Regions from separate parts of the Mus musculus genome. Here region 1 is linked to region 2. A link is a contact called in ENCODE Hi-C or POLR2A ChIA-PET data. All regions are on one chromosome and are shown on one strand. The core of a region is the stretch at or near the end of the contact, and the rest is flanking DNA. Distances in the headings are between cores, read along the strand shown. Region 1 holds the start of Dkc1 (dyskeratosis congenita 1, dyskerin). Region 2 holds the start of G6pdx (glucose-6-phosphate dehydrogenase X-linked).

Region 1 (3,078 bases), core at 233-2,732, 670 kb before region 2:
TGAGCCACTTTAGATTCTGGTTTGATAAGAAATTCTTCAGCATGTTGTATTTCCTTCAATAGAGCAGAAACATTTCTCAGCTTAATTTTGGAAGTGCATGCCTTTTAAACAAGAGGAAAGGAGGGGTGTGATTTCTGAAACCCAGGTCACTCAACTTTAGGAAGATCAAGTTGAATCCAAATATTTTAACAAAACCATGGGTCTGCTGATGGAGTAAGGCAGAGAAATTCAGGGTCAATAGCTCACCATTTAGCATGCCATGCATGTTAGAAAATTTCTCTGGGAGTTGTATGATTTCAGGTTTTTGCCCGTTCTACATAATGACCACTAAGTACTAGCATATTGATTGAGAATATTTAAAAGCACTTTCCCCCTTTAATGTGCTGTTTACTAAATTATCTCAATCAGTCGAAGCAAAGTAAATTTCTACTCACGGCAACATCATCTTCTTGTAATGGCTTCCGGTCTTTTTTCTTCTTATGCTTCTTTGGGAATGTAATTACTACAAGAAACAAACTCAATATTTGAAGATTTTGAAAACTAAAACCAAAGTTTAAAATTAACTCTAAAATCGGGACAAAGAAAACATTTTAAAGTCTGACATTACTGGAGAGAACTTACGTTTGTGAGGCCAAACACTAGGATGGCTTGGCTGGTAAATGACTCTAGCACGTGTTGGCTTCCCTTCGGGTTCTCCACGTGGCTGTGGCAAGGCCAAATATTACTTAGGGAAGCACTTGTCCACAGGCTGGAAAGTTTCACAAACGAACACTGCACTGTCCATAGGGGCTTGTGATCTCTTAAAGTTTTTCTTGTAGGTCTGAGTTACACTTGCTTCCAACTCCTCTGTTCCTTTCCTTCCTAACCCTTGCTCTGCACCTTTGCTACCCTCATTTCCATAATGTCCTGCCTAGTGCCAGCAGAAATGCTACCGCGTCTCCTTATCACGACACAGTCGCCTCCACGGCTGATGCCTTTGGGAGGGGACCCTGGTAGAATCTTTTGCACGAAGCCAGGATCTAATGAAGCCTAGTCACTGGTCACGAATGCGTGCATTCACAGGTAGAGCCAGAGCCGAGTGGTGAGACAGCCAAACTGCGAGCGGGAACACGGGGAACCGCGGGTCACGATGCAATCTCACTATAACTAGCTCCGGGTCGTGTAGGAGGCCCCACAGGTCTCATGGCACTGCCACCAGAACCTCTTACCTTCTGCATCCGCCATCTTGAACTGCACCGCGTGCGTCCCGCCCAAGCCGCCACAAACTAAGAACTGTAGACTCCTATGGTGTGAGACCCGTCCGGGCACGTCATTAGGACCCGCCCACCGTTGCACCGCCCCTAGCTTGCTGATATAAAAAAGGGACGTAGAGAAGAGGAGGAGGAGGAGGAGGACAGGACGGGGTACGGGGGCAGGAATCTCTACGAACCCGCGGACTGTCTACTCAATCCCATTGGCTGATTCGGCCACGGAGGTGTGACCGCACATGCGCCTGGAAGCTCCCCCTCACTCCTCCCCACCCCAACCCCACACTGCCAACCCTTGGCAGAGCGCCTTGGAACCTTGGCCAGGCTTCTGCAGTAACAGACTACAGCGGGTGGGCTGTACTGTACCCTCCTCCAGTCTAGCTTCAGCTTCAGCACTTGGACATCCTTCTTAGCGCGCTATAAATAGCTGGTTTTAACTCAAACAGACATTTTTTTGCTTGCTATCATGTCAGTTTCAATTGAAAAAGACATTGAGGTACACAGTGTCAAAGTGAAAGCTGTTTACTCCTTGAAATTCCTATTAAGTTATGGCTGTATTGGCCAATAGGAATTGAGTGCAAGCCTCGTGTAAACTTTTAAATTTTCTAGCAGCTACATCAAACTAAAAAGGTTGAAAGTGATTCTGGTAGTTAATTTTACATAACCCTGCGGATCTGGCATGTTATTTTAATACGGAAGCAATATGCAGCAGTGTGTAATGTTTTGCTTTTTTCTGTATGAAGTTTTTTTCCAGTGTGTTTCACACTTAACCTGTACACTTAAGTTCGAATTCCACAGCCTGGACATCAAGTGCAGAGCTCTAGTGGCTGAGATAATGTAACAGCCAGAAAGTAACAGCTCTAGGATTGAGCCCTGACTTTTGTCGGGTAGAGTCTTCTGGCTGTTAATCCGAGCTACTGCCTTTGAGATAAGATCTCTGGAATATCCTCCTTCACCCTGTTTCCTATTCTACCTCTGTAGATTCTTTTGGCTTTCTGGATTCATAACCCATATCTAGTGAATTTGATAGATCATTAGTTATCTTCATTGTAGATGGAATCATTTGCCAATAGTTTTCCAGTTAGTTGTTGCTGACAAAAAAAAAAAAAATAGTATTCTTTTTCTTCTGATCTACAATGCTAAAATCAGATTTTTTCAGTTTTTTTTTCTGTTTTTTTTTTCTTTTTTACTATGACTTACAATGGGTTTTTATGTCTTTATGGAATTCATTTTGCTAATAGTGGTAATGATCAGAATTGACTATTAACAGATAAGACCCTTAGAATTAAATGTTATTTTATAATGCTCCAGTGATAATTAATAGGGTGAGTAAATCTGAAGTACTCATTTGCCATTTGTCCAGTGCCTTCATCTTTGTCCTGTATCTCTATGCTCAAATCTTTTTGGAGAGATTTTGCTTTCGGAGAGTTCCAGAACCCGTGGATTTTTCTTCACTCTTACTTCTCTAACCATCATTATAATGTCTCTATTTCTCCAGTAGCTTCCTGAAGTCCCAACTTTTTCTACTTTCCCTAGATTGTCTTAATAAGCAGCCTGAAAGTATCATTAAACTTAGGTCCTGTTTATGCTTAAAATACTTTTTAAGGGTTGATGATAAGGTTCAACAGTGAAGTGTGAGTGAGTGAGTGAGTGAGTGAGTGAGTGAGTGATGGATGAGAGCAAAGAAAGAAAAGTTCATTCCCCTCAGACAGATTTTCTTAAGCCAAGAGTTAACCTCTGCTTTGCCCCAGGACACAATTTAAAAACCTAGAAGCTGCAGGAGAAAAAAAAATGTGTTTGAAAACAATCTTAAGAGTTTGTAAATGTGTGT
Region 2 (3,324 bases), core at 736-3,235:
CTCCCTTGGGCACTAGGAAAGCATAGCAAAGCACCTATACACATAAAATAACATCTTCTGTAGAAAAGAAAATAATCATGGTAAAGGATTGTAATGGGGTGTGGATTAAAGTTAACTATGAGCTGATAGTCACAGCTAAGAAATGTGTACATGGAATTTACTATATTATTATTTCTACTTTTGTACATTTTAAATTTTTTCAGTAATTCAAGGCTGACAGCGCTATCATCTTTCACCTGCATTACTGCAATAATCTCTTTACGGGTCACCATGCTTTGCCTTTTCAATGGCCCTTTGCAGTTAATTGGCCCCACTGGGGCCAATTACCTCAAAAATAACTCAAACTACTTCTCTTCTCTACCATGAACTCTTTCAGAGTTTCCATTTCTCCTAGTGTTAAAAAGCAAAGTCCATACAACAGCCTACAAGATCCTATACCACCTATACTCCCTTCCTTCCTCTCCACCAACTATTCTCCCTTGCCCTCTCTGGTCCTTCCTTTTTCCTAGGAAATGCCAAGACAACACATTCCTTCTCAGGTCAGATAAATGTTATGAGGACAGGCAAACAGATTACTATGAATCATTTGCAAAGTAAACTGAGGTGCAGAAGGTAAGACCTTTAGTTGTGAAGGTACACGTGAAAACTTTTTAAAGACTTCAAATGCACTCAAGTTTGATAAACAGCCTAGCCTGATGGCGAACACCTGTTGCTCTAGCACTCGAAAGGCTGAGGCAGAACTTTGAGTTCGAGGTCTACCTGGCCTACAGTGCAAAACGTGTTTCAGAAACAGTTTGATCAACAGAAAATGTCTGCTACCTAAAGAGTTCTAGCACTAGGGGCCAAGCCCTTAGGCGACAGCTGCAGTGAAGGGAAGGGCAGATTCAATCCGACTAGCCTAAATAATCTGGGTAGCGAATAATTAGAAGCTTGCGGCAGAACAAACTGGGCCTAAGGTGGGGGGAAGGGTGTGGACCTCTGGAGTCTCGGAAGCTACGAAACAGCCACCGATGGAGCCCTGTCTTTGGAGAAGAGGACCACACCTGTCAGCAGAGTCGGCCAGAAGTGAAGAGGGCAGGAGCAGAGGGATCCGACCGCTCCGACAGAACCGGAGCTCCTAGAAAGTCCTAGTCAGGCGGTCACCCTTCCCTTCTCTGCAGTGGAAAACTCCACTTCCGGCTTCCGGTGTCGTAAGTGCGGGATCCGGAAGTAAAACACAGACTCAAAGGCTTGGAGATTAACCAGTGAATCAAAACCCCAAAGTGCCATACTCTGTTCCAAAGAAAAGTCTTAGATCGCCAGCCTGCGTCGGCCAGCAGAACACCAGAGCTCTCCTCACTGATAAACATCACACACTTATACACACACTTTTTTTTTGAGACAGGGTCCCATAAGACCAGGGTCTCGAACTCAGAGATCTACCTGCCTCTTTTTTCCCGTCTGCTAGGATTAAAGTAGTGCGTCACCACGCCCACACTCGCCCCTACCCCATTTTCAAGGCACCGCATCCGCACTAAAACACCCAAGTTTCAGTCTGGTCCTGCTACTGGGCTCTCTGCCGCTGGGCCCCCACCAAGGAAAAAGCCTAGAGGAAGCTGCGAAAGTCCAGCTCCGAAGCCAAACTAGCAGCTAGGGAAGGCGTGGCTATGCTGCTAACGGAAGTGGGGTCATCCGGGAAGGTGCAGGGCCTCGAAGGTCCAGCGGAAAGCTAGGCCATACATAATGGCTGGGTGACACAGGAGACGGGGACCCAGGAGAACTGTGTGGAGCTGCACTTATGACAAGACTTTGCGATCTCGAAATTGTAGGGGCAGCGGCATCGGGGAAGGCCAAAGGGCGGGGCTGGCCAGGGATGCGCGCGCATCTCCTCCTGCAATGATAGACTAGCCCGAAGCTCCTCCCCTCCTGCCTCTCCTGAGGCGGGTCAGCTCAGTCAAAGCACACGCCCTCTTGCGTTAAATGGGCCAGCGAAGCTTAGCCCCCGGAAACTGGCTGTGCGCTACAGATCTGTGAACGTGTTTGGCAGCGGCAACTAAACTCAGGTAAAGGGGTGGTCTGATGGCATGTCGGTGGAGGGACATGCTTCACGCTTGTACGCCGCGAGTCCCTTTGATGCGCGCTAATCTACAAGTTTTTAACCCATCCCTTTGTATCCCGCACTTTCCCCGCATTGGGCCCATGAGGACTAGACCTTTAGAAGAGAAGGGACTTTCGGGGATCACCCAACTGGGCCAGAAGAGAGCCGGAGCTGAACTCCATCATCTGCACAATCAAACGTGCTCAGTTCATTGTGGAGTTTCTGGCAGACACCCGAGTACGATACGATGGTCCCATATACAGAGTGTGATGCCGTAACCAGATTTTATCTAGCTGCCCACAGTGGATGTCCTAGGTGAATTATATTAAAGCTTTAGTACTTTCGTAATGTACAGCCCCTAGCGAAGGCAACTTTGGAGGTTATGGCTGGAGCTCAGAGGCAGCAGTTTCTGAATCTCCGAATGCATGTATGCTCGCGCGCGCGCGCGCGCGCGCGCGTACACACACACACACACACAGAGCATTCCCGGCCAGTGGTTTTAGTAATCGTCACCAGCCTGGTGAGAACCCAAAAGACCCTTGGATAAGGTTAAGTTGTCAATGCTCTTTCGTTCTCCTACCATATCAATGAGTCTTTTCTTCCACCAGAAAACATCATGGCAGAGCAGGTGGCCCTGAGCCGGACCCAGGTGTGTGGGATCCTGAGGGAAGAGTTGTACCAGGGTGATGCCTTCCACCAAGCTGATACACACATATTTATCATCATGGGTGCATCGGTGAGTCTCCCTTCAGGCCCCGAGTCTAAAAGATGAAATATAGCCTTGTGCAAGGCACTTCTCTCTCTCTATCTCAACTTTCCCAATTGACGGAACTGCTGAGGTACCCACAAGTTCTACTAGGTTGAACTCTATGGCATATACTCCACCTGTGTGTCCTGATCATCACAGCAGTACCTGATATACATGTACTTGTGTCACATCTCAGAACTCTGTGCTGAGCCATTGAGTGGAGACCAGACTTGGACCATCACAGGTGCTAAAGCACCACCCAGTAGCACTTCTTCCTCCTGGATGAAAAAAAAAAACTGATGTGCAATCAGGGAAAATTCTGATTTTAATGAATCTGTAATTTGAAAAATATTACTGTTAATTTCAGTGGAAGAATCTGAGGTCCTGCCTCTCCCTCTTTTCTTTCTACGGCATGAAGTTCCCTAGGGATAAACACCTCCTCTTTGCCATATCTTCCAAAGCCTACTGCAAATTTCTGTTCATCCCACCTAGTCCCAGC

The links. Hi-C counts contacts between places; a loop is a spot of excess contacts on that map. ChIA-PET counts read pairs that join two places held with the same protein, here RNA polymerase II (POLR2A).
Region 1: a loop to region 2 is called in a map of T-helper 17 cell, with 3 times the contacts of the local background. The contact joins the promoter of Dkc1 here to the promoter of G6pdx in region 2. A Hi-C loop is called at or near these places in 2 of 37 maps with a recorded cell type or tissue (T-helper 17 cell and left cerebral cortex). POLR2A ChIA-PET finds 5 or more read pairs at or near these places in 2 of 5 experiments (both embryonic stem cell).

Annotation. Positions count from the first base shown.
Region 1 is chrX:75,094,258-75,097,335 of GRCm38, reverse strand. Dkc1 (dyskeratosis congenita 1, dyskerin) reads right to left here and starts at 1,482. Exons shown (of 15, transcript NM_001030307.2): 1 at 1,209-1,482; 2 at 435-502; 3 at 1-53. The coding sequence starts at 1,224.
Region 2 is chrX:74,427,541-74,430,864 of GRCm38, reverse strand. It overlaps G6pdx (glucose-6-phosphate dehydrogenase X-linked), which reads left to right and starts at 1,985. Exons shown (of 13, transcript NM_008062.3): 1 at 1,985-2,042; 2 at 2,686-2,813. The coding sequence starts at 2,694. Ikbkg (inhibitor of kappaB kinase gamma) reads right to left here and starts at 1,184. Exons shown (of 10, transcript NM_010547.2): 1 at 1,044-1,184.